2 separate regions of the Homo sapiens genome follow, and region 1 is linked to region 2. Evidence: read pairs that join two places in POLR2A ChIA-PET (ENCODE). Cell type or tissue: PC-3. All regions are shown on one strand. Links, peaks and the distances in the headings refer to the core of each region. The heading gives the core; the rest is flanking DNA.

Region 1 (6,742 bases), core at 1,931-4,430, 360 kb before region 2:
ATGTATATGTCTTTTTGGCGAGGCTTCTACAAATACTAAAAGGAATAGAATTTTATTCTGGAATTCAATATGGGCATTATCCCTTTAAATTATCTGCAAAATAATTGTTTAGTTTCTTTTGTTTTCTTTTTAGTTGTGTTACTGGTTCTGTGATACTCTGAACACAACCACAGGAGAAGCACAATGGATGGCTGCCATTTATGTCAACCTCCAGCTAAACCTCGGCTTTAAATTTTATTTAAGATTCGCAACAAAAGTTGCCCCAAAATACTATGTAAACAGATTTTTCTCTCATGTTCTTCAGGGTATACTTTATTCCTTCTTCCTGAAAACCCCTCCACAGATGCTTAAAAAATCATATGTTCTGTTTCTTCTATCAATATTTCTGTATCATCCTTCAATCTTCATAAATGTATTTTAATCTTACCTCCAGTGGCATCTTTCACCTAATTTTTTCATTTTTATGGGTTAAGATATTTCTGGATTTTCAAAAACAGTTTTTACATTTGAAAAATTTATGAATATCAAAAATGTATATTCTTCCTATAATATTAGTCTCCCAGTTTTTTGCTATAATATAATTATGTTTTTTAATGGTAACTTTAGAAGACTGAGATTATGTGATCATGGTCCAAAATAAAAATTGTCTTATGTAAAGGTCATTATCACACATATTACAAGAAAGAAAGTCAGTTTAGATAGATAATTGTATATATTAAGCTGCTCTGTAGATGGTAACCAGTATGATACGACTGTATCAGAGTTCTAGAAACACCAATTAAGAAAAATTTGCCATGATTTGGCCTAAATCCACACTTTCAAAATGATATGTGAACAAGAAATTATAGGTTTGCATTTATTTTCCTAATTACAACTGTCTGTTATGAAATGATTTCACAGGTGATGAACCAAGTCTTCCTCAACCATTTATCTTCCTTCTGGAATTTCTACAGAAAATGGGAGGCTTTAAAACAGAACAATTAAGGCACTATCAATTGTGGACCAGAGAGAACCAGCTACCAGTTATGTGTATGCTAGTATCGTAAGTGTTCTTAATAAATACTAAATATTTGTCACTGAATAATAGAATCAGTAAATAAGTTAGATTTACTCCTGAGAAATATTCAGAAACACTCTGTTTTAAGTAGACCTCCAGGCCATCTGGGACTTGACTGCTATTATACAGGCCCTCTTGAGAAATCTCTAGCAATTTCTACAGTAAAATATAAAAATTGAACAGGAAAGAGAGGTTGTCATTTATTTATAAATGATTAGATGGTGATTTCACATAAAATATTTATGCCAAATCATGGCAAATTTTTCTTAATTGGTGTTTTCTAGAACTCTGATACAGTCGTATCATATTGGTTACAATCTACAGAGCAGCTTAATATATACAATTCTCTATCTAAACTGACTTTCTTTCTTGTAATATGTGTGATAATGACCTTTACATAAGACAATCTTTATTTTGGACCATGATCACATAATCTCAGTCTTATAAACATTAAAAAACATAATTATATTATGGCAAAAAACTGGGGGACTAATACTATAGGAAGATTATACATTTTGGTATTCATAAAATTTTCATAAGTAAAAACTGTTTTTGAAAATCCAGAAATATCTTAACCCATAAAAATGAAAAAATTAAGTGAAGGATGCCACTGGAGGTAAGATTAAAATACATTTATAAAGATTGAAGGATGATCCAAAAATATTGATAGAAGAAACAGAACATATGCTTTTTGGAGCATCTGTGCAGGGGTTTTCAGGAAGAAGGTGTACAGTATACCCTGAAGAACATGAGAGAAAAGTCTGTTTTCATAGTATGCTGGGTCAACTTTTGTTGCGAATCTTAAATAAAACTTAAAGCCGAGGTTTAGCTGAAGGTTGACATAAATGGCAGCCATCCACTGTGCTTCTCCTGTGATTGTGTTGAGATTGTCACAGAACTGGTGACACAACTAAAAAGAAAACAAAAGAAACTAAACAATTATTTTGCAGATAACTCAAAGGGATAATGCCAGTATTGAATTCCAGAATAAAATTCTATTCCTTTTGGTATTGTAGAAGACTCAGCCAAAAAGATGTATACCATATGCATATGGTTATCCCAAAAGTAGTCTATTAATGATAATTTGATCTTTCAGTCCTTAACACAAATATCATAACATAGAAATCAAAATTAGTACTTGTATAGGTGAAAGAGTTACATTTTGGTAGCAATCTAAAAAGTTATGATACATTTTATATGCTACAATTTATTATCAAGCAATAAATCATTTTTTTTGGGAAATTAAGTAAGTCTGAAACTATGGGAAGGTGATGACACACCCAAGTTTTTTGTCATTATTATTTTAAAGCTAAAATCTCATTCAATTTATTTAATTAAGATTATTCTAATATTATTTGATCATGTAATCTCTTTTAGCAAGAAACAACGAAAATATAATACGTAAGTTGAATCCCACATACACCATGAGAAAAAAATAGTTTAAAGGAAAAATCCTCCCACCCCCTTTTTAATTTAATGCATTTAATGGTAAAATACACATAACATAATTTTTTATCAGTATCATGTAGCACATTTGCAATTGTTATTCAACCATCACCATTTTCTAGTTCCAGAAAACTTCATTACTCCAAAAGGAAACATTCCTGTTAAGAAGCCAATCATTCCTCATTCTCTCCTCCACCAAACCCTGGGAAATCATTAATCTGCTTTTCGTTTCTATGGATTTTCTTACTTTGGAAATGGAATTATGTGATGTGTATTTTTGACATTGTTCTGTTTGTTATTAATAGTAATACTACGGGTTTGCTCATTAAAATATGTTTTTAAACATTTCATTGTCAAAAATATTCAGGAAAGGCTGGGCGCCGTGGCTCATGCCTGTAATCCCAGCACTTTGGGAGGCCAAAGCAGGTGGATCACCTGAGGTCAAGATATCAGGACCAGCCTGACCAACATGGTGAAACCCCATCTTTAATAAAAAAAAAAAAAAAAAAGGATTAGCTGGGCATGGTGGCAGGTGCCTGTAGTTTCAGCTACTTGGGAGCCTGAGGCAGGATAATCGCTTGAATCAGGGAGGCAGAGGTTGCAGTGAGCTGAGATCACGCCATTGCACTCCAGCCTGTGCAAAAAGAGTGAAATTCCATCTCAAAAAAAAAAAAAAAAAAGATATTCAGGAGATATATTTTTCACTTTGCATCTAAAACTGTCACACCCTTTTTAAAAACACAGTTACGTGGACAGTATAAGTGTTGAGGGAAGAGTACAATTTATTTATGAGAAATGCACTGCTTGAATACAAGCTGCCACTGACTTGTTTTTTTGTGGTTATTTGACCACATTAAGTAAACCAAATTCTTTTGTTGTTAATACTGCTGTTTGTTTGTCCTAAGGGTGTAGTCTTTTATTAGCTCCCTTTCTATTATATTTCATTATTCCTTAGATGCATGTTCATTCACATTTTAATATATGGATTCATCATGCATTTTTATTGGATGATATCTTAGATTTGATAGACTAATATTCTTGTGAAGAAAAACAGTGAAGAGCTTTGCTTAGATCAAGAGACAATTTTCTTGGCACATATGGATTCTATTTTCTAACAGCCTGGGGAAGAATTAATCCCAGAGATGCTTTTTTTCTGGTGAATTTAGCATGTTCTGTGTCTAGTCTGAGGTGCTATAACCAAAACACAGTAGAATGTGTGGCTTATAAACAGCAGAAATTTATTTCTCACAGTTCTGGAGGCGGAAAGTTCGAAATCAAGGCACTGTCAGATTTGTTATCTGGTGAGGGCTCGCTTTCTGGTTTTTAATGGCACATTTTTTGCTGTGTCCTCACATGGTAGAATGGGTGAGGTTCTCTCTGGGGTCTCTTTTGTAAGGGTGCTAATAGCATTCACAAGCACTTCATTCTGAGAACCAAATAATCTCCCAAGACCCTACCTCCAAATACTATCATATTGGGGATAAATTTCAACATATAAATTTGGGGGGTCACAAACATTCAATCTATAGCATAAAGTATCATATAAATTTTATTTTGCATTTTTGAATGTAAATTCCACCACATTTTTCAGAGTAGGATAGGTAAGGGGTAATTTTCTAAAGACAATAGTCCATATTAAGAGTACTGTCAGTCCTTTACCTCAAAAGAATTTAGATTTAACCATTTTAAAGAATGTGATTTTGCAAACAGACAAAATCAATTTATACTCTATTTTCTTCTTTTAACAAAACTGACCATGTGAAATGAACGTTGTCATTTCTAGTAACATTGATGTATTATCATAAAAATTATATGATTGTTTTAAAAATTCATCTTTTATACAATTCTATGTTATATATAAGAAATCAATTTTATATTGGTACTAATTTGTCAAAAATCATTCTGACTGATATATCTCAATTTGACTGGGAGCTGTCTATCAAGTAAGTCACATAAATCAGAGCAAAAAAGAGTGGGTCTGACATACATTTCAAATCTTCGTAATGGGGAATGGAAACAGTGCTGCTTGCTTTAAGAGAACTTTCTTCATCAAATGTGTCCTTACCTAACTCAACTTTCTGCTACTGATTTTAAAAAATAGTAATAGATTGCTATTTTTTTAACTTAAAAAGCGTATGCTTTGGTTTTTTTGCATGTTGTTTTAGATGCTTGATGACAAAATCTGATGGATGATATAGTAAATCAGTGAACAGGAAATGAGGATGTGTTTAATCGAGGTTTCTTCTCTTCCGTTTTCCAAACAGATCCAAAATGACACCTAAAGAGACATATGTAAAAATTTTAAAAATTAAAATAATTAGTTTCTATACTATGACATTTATCAGAGAATGTCAATTGGTGATATCAGCCATCTCAACAGATAAACTTCATGTGTTTCTTTAATGGATAATGCTGAAAGCTTATAATTTTTATTTTGCCTGGCAGTAAACAGAGATTCTAAACCCTGTTGACTACCTGGAGCACTGAGATAATAAAAGTGTTTACAGTAAAATGAAGCTTAATTATAAGCAGAATGAAAGTCTTTTGAATTGCAATAAAGGAATTAAAGATTTACATTTTACTTCTCCTTAAAATTAGTTCCTGTGGGCCATCTTCCATTGAAATTTATGTTTATCCATGATTACATTTACCAAGGTTTTAAATATTTTGTTTAAGCAAAATATTTAAGTTTGATGAAATAACATATCATTGATTTTACTAACATTTCTCCTGCTTAAAATGGTTTGCAATGTTCTCAAACAGTGGGAGATATTTAAAATTAGAAATGCATTCAGAAATAATTTAAAGTAAAAAATATGCAATAGAATAACCTTTCCCTTGTTTAATGGGTGTTAGCTTTTCATTAGTACAATGGTAAGAAAAGTCATAATTTTCTATAAAACAAAATGTATTCTAAAGCACAAATTCACATATTGCTATTAGTGAGTAAAGGCATTTATTATGAAGCATGCACTCATTTAATTATTAAAACCAGAAAAGAATAATGCACATCTGAAATACATTTACTGAAATAGATAAAATAAATGAAAAGTTTATTTATCTAAGTTTCAAAGTCTTGGAATTTCCAGAAAAAAATATTCAGAAAAGAGAAATGATTAAACAAAATATAAGTAGGAAACATCTTTCTCTACTTTTCCAGTAAAGTGTGCATAAACACAAACACACACACACACACACAAGGGACACATGATTTTTAATCAGAAGTGATGGGTAAAAGTTGGCATTGTCAGGAGCAAAATGCATTTGAAAGCTCTGGTCATGCAGTGTAAAAGAAAAGAAAAGAAAACCAAACAAAAAACCATCTAACTTTTAAAATAAATCTGCTGGCAAAACCCTGTCTTCTAGTAGGGCTTCAGCTATATTATTTTGGAGTTAATTTCTATTGCAAAGATAAGTAAATAAGTAATTTATAATATGTTTCCATGTTTCAAATAGCGGTTTGGAATAAAGTATAAATTTATTGGTTCAAGGGCCAACAAATAAAACTCCAAAACACTGCTGATATATAGTACTAAATGTATTCTGAACATTTACAAAGAAAAAATATAGAGTGAGACTGAGGGAGAAAGAGGCAGAGAGGGGATATAGAGAAAGAGGGAGAAATGAAATATTTGATATACAATCAATTATATTTCTGAATACTGACTTTAGACAAATGAATTTTACTAGTAAAGACAGGATTACAAACTGTCTGCTTCGCCCACCACAATCATTTACCAGTTTGCCAAACTTAAGGAATCAGATGAGACGAAGATAGAGAAAATTCAGAACTACGAGAATAATAATTTATTTGGTAAGCTAGTACAAAGTTTGGAGAATATGAGAATAAGATTTTATTTGGTAAGCTAGGTAAAGAGAATTTTTTGGCAAGACAACTTTATAAAACTTTTACTAGTTTATAATTTAGATAGCTTTATTGACACATAAAATGAAAAACTACTAAACTGCAAATACAAAGTTAATATTTTGGGATGTAAAAGTTATTTTCAATAAAGTAGAATCATGTTAAATAGCAATTGCTCATCAGATGTTGTATTGTGCTTTTAGGAAGTGATTCTAACCTAAAAAATCTATAGTTATAAGTTTTATAGCATTAGAATTAAGCACAAATCTATAGCTTATAGACATTCAATATGTAGGAAATATAAATTCTAATGATGTTTTTACTACTATCACTATACGAGTTTATTTTAAGAATTGGAAGCTCTCAGAGGCCAA
Region 2 (6,742 bases), core at 2,175-4,674:
TACCTGCTAATCAAAATAAAAATGTTAGCAGGAATTCTCCTCCAAATACTGGTGCGTTAAACTTTGGAAGAATTCAACTTTGGAGGAAAATAAACCATAATTGGACTAATAAAATAATTTCTCTAATGTAGCAGTGCTGAATGATAGCAATGCTGAGTGAGCTTGAGTGCTCACTCAGGAAGGATTAATGAATATTTTAATAACAGTGGAATTTAATGTATTTTAAGATCTGTGGCCTGGATTTCTAGAGGGCTAAGTTCAAGAGGCACATTTATGGGAACTTCATTAGCCATAAGGTTAGAACATAAGTTAAGGCAGGGTCCCACTTGAGTGATGACTTGATGATCATTTCTAATGGCCTAGAGGCCACACATTAAAAAAGCAAAAATACAAAAAAGCAAGTTTTCTTTATTGTCCTGTAACTGTCTAGGACAGAACAGATAAGAACAATACGTAATTCCTATGGGAGGTGGGAGGTAGATGGGCTATGTTACATGATATCTGGAATCTAATGTATTATTAATCTATTGCTGTGTAACGACCAAGGTGACTTTGACATTCCCTTTTGCTTGACCAAATTTTAGGTTTTCTTTCTCACTATAGGCACCTGACCTATCTTTTCTTAGAGCCTGTACTTTAGAAAACTTGTGATTGTAAATTCTTTCTCTTACCTTTGAGATGTAAATAGTCTACTACCTAGGAGTCTCTTTTTCAAGGAAGAATGGAATAATCAAGAAAAACAGTGTTCTAGTCTTCCAGTCTCTGTTGGAGATTAGGAGCCTAAGCACCAAGAGACCAACATAGACGGCCTAATCAAGTAACAATCTCCCTACAAATGTTCTACAGTACTTTTCCGTTAGCTCACACTAAAGTTTAAAAATCCTGAGTTTTGGCCAGACATAGTGGCTCATGCCTGTAATTCCAGCACTTTTAGAGGTCGAGGTGGGTGAATCACCTGAGGTTAGGGGTTGGAGACCAGCCTGACCAACATGGTGAAACCCTGTCTCTACTAAAAGTATAAAAATTAGCTGGGGATGGTGGTAGATACCCATAATCCCAGCTACTTGGGAGGTTGAGGCAGGAGAATAACCTGAACCTGGGAGGCGGAGCTTGCAGTGAGCCGAGATCGTGCCATTACACTCCAGCCTGGGTGACAGAGCGAGACTCCTACTCAAAAATAAATAAATAAATAAATAAATAAATAAAAATAATATTAAAAATAAAAAAATATTGAGTTTTTTTAGGGGATTCTTTAGGGTTTTTTTTTTTTAATATGTAATACAAGGTCTGAAAACAGAGACAATTTGACTTCTTCCTTTTTAATTTGGATGCCCTTTATTTCTTTCTCTTGCCTAATTGCGCTGGCCAGAACTTCCTTTCCTATGTTGAGTAGGAGTGAAGAAAGGGGTTATCATTTTCTTGTTCTAGTTCTTAGAGTAAAATCTTTCACCTTTTCTCCATTCACTATGATGTTAGCAGTGGGTTTGTCATATATGACCAACATAGGAGAAGCACTTCAGGATGTTGGTCTGGGGGAAAATTTTTTAGGTAACACCTCTGAATCATAGGAAAGAAAAGCCAAAATAAACAAATTGGATTATATCAAACTAATGAGCTTCTATGCAGCAAAAGAAACAATCAGCAGAGTGAAAAGCACAACCTGCAGAATGGGAAAACATATTTTTATTCATGCAACAAGAGATTAACCTCCAGAATATACAAGAATCTCAACTATCTCAACAGCAAAAAAAAAAAAAAAAGACAAAAACACACACAATTTATCTGATTTAAAAATGGGCAAATTATCTAAATAGACATTTATGAAAAGAAAACATACAAATTGGCCAGGAAGCATATAAAAAACTCAGCATCACTAATTAATCATCAGAAAAATGCAAATGAAAACCTTGATGAAATATCTCATGTCAGTTAGAATGGCTGTTATCAAAAAGACAAAAAAATAACATATGCTGGAGAGGATGTGGAGAGAAGAAAGCTCATATAGCCTGTTGATGGGAATGTAAGTTAGCACAGCAATTTTGGAGAACAGCTTGAAAACATTCTCAAAATCTCTGGCCAGAACTAAATGTGATTCAGAAATCCTACTATGTAGTATATATCCAGAGGAAAGGAAATTATTATATTGAACAGATTATCTACCTCCCCATGTTTACGAGAGCACTATTCACAATAGCCAAGATATGGAATCAATCTACATGCCCAGCAACCAGTGGAGGATAGGGGAGCTTAGTTAAAGGATACAAAATTACAGCTAAACAAGAGGAATAACTTTTAGTGTTCCGTAGCACTAGATGGTGAATATAGTTAACGATAATTTATTTTGTGTTTTAATAGCTAGAAGATCTGAAAGGTTCTCAACATAAAAAATAATAAATGTTTGAGGTGATAGATATGATAATAACCCTGATTTGATCATAACACATTGTGTACATGTATTAAAATATCATTCTGTAATCCATAATTATGTGCAACTGTTATATGTCAATTTTTTACAAAGAACAGATGAAATAAAAAAAATTCTCCTGTTTTTTGTTTCAGTAAGGCTGAGTTCAGTCTCTCTCTCCTATTGCAATAGTCTTCAATAAAGTCTTTTTTGACATTTGTAATAAGTGTCTGTGGTAATTTCCTTTTAAGAGTAATAATATTACCACAAACTTAGTTGCATAAAATAACACACACTTATTACCTTACAGGAGTGGGAACATGGGCACATTATGTATCTAGGAATATGAGAAAGAGCACAAATTAGCTTTTATTTTCTTGAGATACTGAAATATAGTATCAGTTACTTGTTGATAGAAAACCTAGTTTCTTTAACCTGTCGTACAAAACCAACTAAACCATTTGTCACTAGTATCTTATACTGTTTTACTTTACCTCATGTATTTATCACCATCTGAAATGTTACATATTTATTTGTATACTTTTTCTGTTTCTATCCAACATTATGTAAGCTACATGAGTGGTAGGATTTTGCATTTTTAATATTCATGTATATTTCCAGCAACTAGAACAATATAAAGTATATTTCATGTCTTAAATATATTTTGATTTAATGAATGAATGGATATTATGCTTGGACAGTATTAAAATACATATTTAAATAAAATCCTTTAGTATAAGTATACATTATTTCTTTATTTTGTAACTGTTACCATGAGGTCTTTCAAGTGTTGAGAAATACGGAGAAAATCATCCTTGATGTTCCACTTTTAAAATCTCTAGAAAAAAATCCATCTTTTCAGTGTCTGCTAAAAGAGGAACAGCTAAAATATATTTGCATATAATTGCAAGTTTAACGTTTCCTTGGGGCATTCAGTTCTAGAGCTTTCAATCATTTTCTCATCTTGTTCTGAAATGCCTGAGACTTCTTAGGCATTGGGTAATTTCTGAAGCATTTTTCTCAGTGTAAAAATCCTTACTTGGATAGAGTACTTTTCTTCATGCTCTTTAAAAATCAATTTTACTTTTTAACTTAGCTTTATAGTTTTATCCATTTCAGTGAATGATGGTTGATTCTTCCCATTAAAGCCTTCTTAAAACTAAAAACCTTGCAGTTCAAAGCCCTGATAATAATGTGACAACATTTTTAAGTATGTCAAAAATCTTGAAATACTAGAAAGCTCAAGTAGTGGGTTACTCAGTAATTTTGCTGAATCTTACTAACTCTACCAATGCCCAAAGTTATTTGAATTTTAATTCAATTAATTTGTTGTGATACAGGAACCTTCTCAGATATGTGAATGAGTGTGTTTGTGTTTATGAAAGGGTACAATAAGCTAGATAAGTTTAAAGACTCACAGAGAAAACTCCCTTGGGGATAATAACAAAAAGAGAAGGAGAATATAAAGAATGTAAATAGAGAAAATAACAAAAATGTCATGACAAATACTTACTCATTTTTTTCCCTTCCTATTAATTAAAGAAAATAGCAAGTTACTGTTTGGCTAATTCTGTAAATTATGTCAATGACAATTACAGTGATCCCTATAAAATAGAATGCATTGATGACTACATGATTTGGGAGCCCATAATACAGGAATATTTTATTAATAGTTTGTCATTAGTCTGGTTAGTGTTGGTGAATTACTTAAATGTATTACCAAAAGGATAACCCTCATTAGAGTTGATAAAATACTATGGAAACAAATCTGATAATGTGTCTGAAGGTGGCTAAATAAAGAAACTTTGCCATAAATCAAGAACATGATTTAGGTGTATTTTTCTTTTTTTTTTTTGAGATGGAGTCTCGCTCTGTCGCCCAGGCTGGAGTGCAGTGGCACAATCTCGGCTCACTGCAAGCTCCACCTCCCAGCTTCATGCCATTCTCCTGCTTCAGCCTCCCAAGTAGCTGGTACTGCAGGCGCATGCCACCACACCTGGCTAATTTTTTGTATTTTTAGTAGAGACGGGGTTTCACTGCGTTAGCCAGGATGGTCTCGATCTCCTGACCTCATGATCCACCCGCCTCGGCCTCCCAAAGTGCTGGGAATACAGGCGTGAGCCACTGCGCCAGGCCATTTTTCTTATAAATAGATGTGAAGATGCAGATTAATTAAACAAAAAAGCAAATAAGATCTAAAGATTAAGAAAATGTGTAGTTTGAAATGTAAAAGAAATATAGGATAATCCAGATATTTTAATGATATACAAATTCGTGTGAGGTGTTTGATTATTACATATTGGGTAGAGAATGAATAATTCAGTGATAGAAGTTACTTTTACTTTGTACGTAAGTGATTTTATAATAGTTCACTCAGATAATGGTGGTTTGTTATTTATTGGTTTGTAACAAACTACCTCAAAACTTAAGAACTAAAATTATAATTCATTATTATCTTTCACAGTTTGTGTGTTGCTTGGTCCAGCAAGGTAATTCTCCTGGCAGTGTCTCAATCAATTACCATTTTGGATGGTGGATGAAAGCTTTACTGGGCTGAACGCTCAAGATTTTTTTTTTCCCTTGTGTCTGCAACCTGGAATCGGATGGCTAGGTGGCCAGCTCTTCATGTGGCTAGCTGAGTTTTCCTCACCGCATGGTGGTCGGTCTCACTGTAGCTGGATATTTTATTCAATACCTTATTTTCTACAGAAAGAGCATTCCAAGAGATTCAAGGTGAAGCTGCAAAATAGATGGCCTACAATGTCACTTTCTCTGCATCTTATTTGTCAAACAAATCACTAAGACCATATTCCCATAGGAGGTGGAGTATATTCAGGAGGAGAAGTTGCAGTGAAGTGATAATTAGCAAATAAGAATTGTATATATTCAAAGTGTGCAATGTGATGTTTTTATACACATGTACCTTGAAAAATGATTACCAAAATAATACTAAGTAACATATCCATCACCTCACAAAGTTACGTCTCTCTTTTCTTTTCTTCTTTTTTTTTTTTTGTGGTGACAATACTTAAGATCTACCTTCTTAGCAAATAATATGAGAAAATGATATATATATACGTGGAGGAAAATAATTGATCATAAGCATCTTGGGAAATAAGCTACCCCATTGATACACCAAGACCATTGACTTGCTTTTGTCTGAATATAAGGAGAGATGAATAAGGTAAATATATAGATTTAGGGAGACTTGAGCATATAAGGAATAATTTTAATTACAATAGTTGTGATTGTTAGAGATAGTGTGATATAAAAGAATAATAACATATTTAGATAGAAGTTGGTTTATGCCAATGTTTAAGAATGTAGTATCAAGAAATGTGTAGGGTAGGAGACTTTACACTTCTTGAAAGCCTTCCACAATTCCATGGATGTTGGCATAACACTCAAGATTCTGGGGACAGGGACCTTTGGTGATATTGCATGAGCTTTCTGTTTGCAACAATTCTTCCTGCATCCCAAGTTCTGCAGGGGTGAATATAGATGGGCACTATTCATGTAGTGAGTTTGTGTCCCAGTTGAGAACCTTGAACATAGAAAAACTCATTTTTTTAATAATAGTTGCAAGTGTACCTGCCAGAACTTTGCCGTAAATTAGACTATTATCTATACCATGCTGGACAGCAGAAAAACCTGTCCCCTACTCTGGAGGGAGACATCATCTCCATCTTCCAAGCCTGCTTGATGTATGAATATCCTTGAAAAATATGTTCATTTTCTATTGCTGCTATAACAAATTATCACACACTTAGAAGCTTAAAATAGCACAAAGTTACTATTTCAAAGTTATGTAGGTCAGATATCTGGTTTGGCTTAACTGGCTTCTCTGCTCCAGGTTTCACATGTCTGAAATGAATGGATAGCTAGCTGGCTATTATTTAGAGGTCCTGAGAAGCATTTGCTTCTGTATTTATTCAGACTGTTGCAGAATTTAATTCCCTGTGATCATGGGGTTTAGGTCCCCATTTCCCTGCTATATATCGGTTGGGGGCTGCCATTAGCAACCAGAGACCTCTCTCTGGCCTGAACTCATGAACTCCTGTACCTCATAGCTTGATATATCACATAAAATCCTTACAGCACTTGGAATATCTCTGACTTTTTCTGCTTCCAGCCCTAGAACATTCTGCTTTTCAGGGCTCTGTAGTTAGATTGGATCCACCAGGATAATCTTATTTTCAGGTTCTTAGTTATAATTACATTTGAAAATTTAGGTTTTCCATGTAACAGAACATGTTCACAGACTCTAGGGATTAGACTGTGGAACTCCTTGAGGTTGGAGGCAGGGGTTGACATTATTCTGCCTACCACAAAATATAG

The links. ChIA-PET counts read pairs that join two places held together with the same protein. Peaks named below come from ENCODE experiments on the same cell type or tissue, not always from the same donor. Only the 100,000 strongest peaks of a DNase experiment are listed, where the experiment ranks them.
Region 1: POLR2A ChIA-PET joins it to region 2 with 11 read pairs; 2 of 35 experiments call an interaction of 5 or more read pairs at or near these places.

What each region holds. Positions count from the first base shown.
Region 1 is chr3:84,257,319-84,264,060 of GRCh38, reverse strand. No RefSeq gene overlaps it. Among named protein-coding and RNA genes, the nearest start is that of LINC00971, 610 kb to the left of the region's middle. In PC-3, for the core only: no CTCF peak of the experiment used is centred there; no DNase peak of the experiment used is centred there; H3K27ac peaks cover 954 bases.
Region 2 is chr3:83,895,595-83,902,336 of GRCh38, reverse strand. No RefSeq gene overlaps it. Among named protein-coding and RNA genes, the nearest start is that of LINC00971, 970 kb to the left of the region's middle. In PC-3, for the core only: no CTCF peak of the experiment used is centred there; no DNase peak of the experiment used is centred there.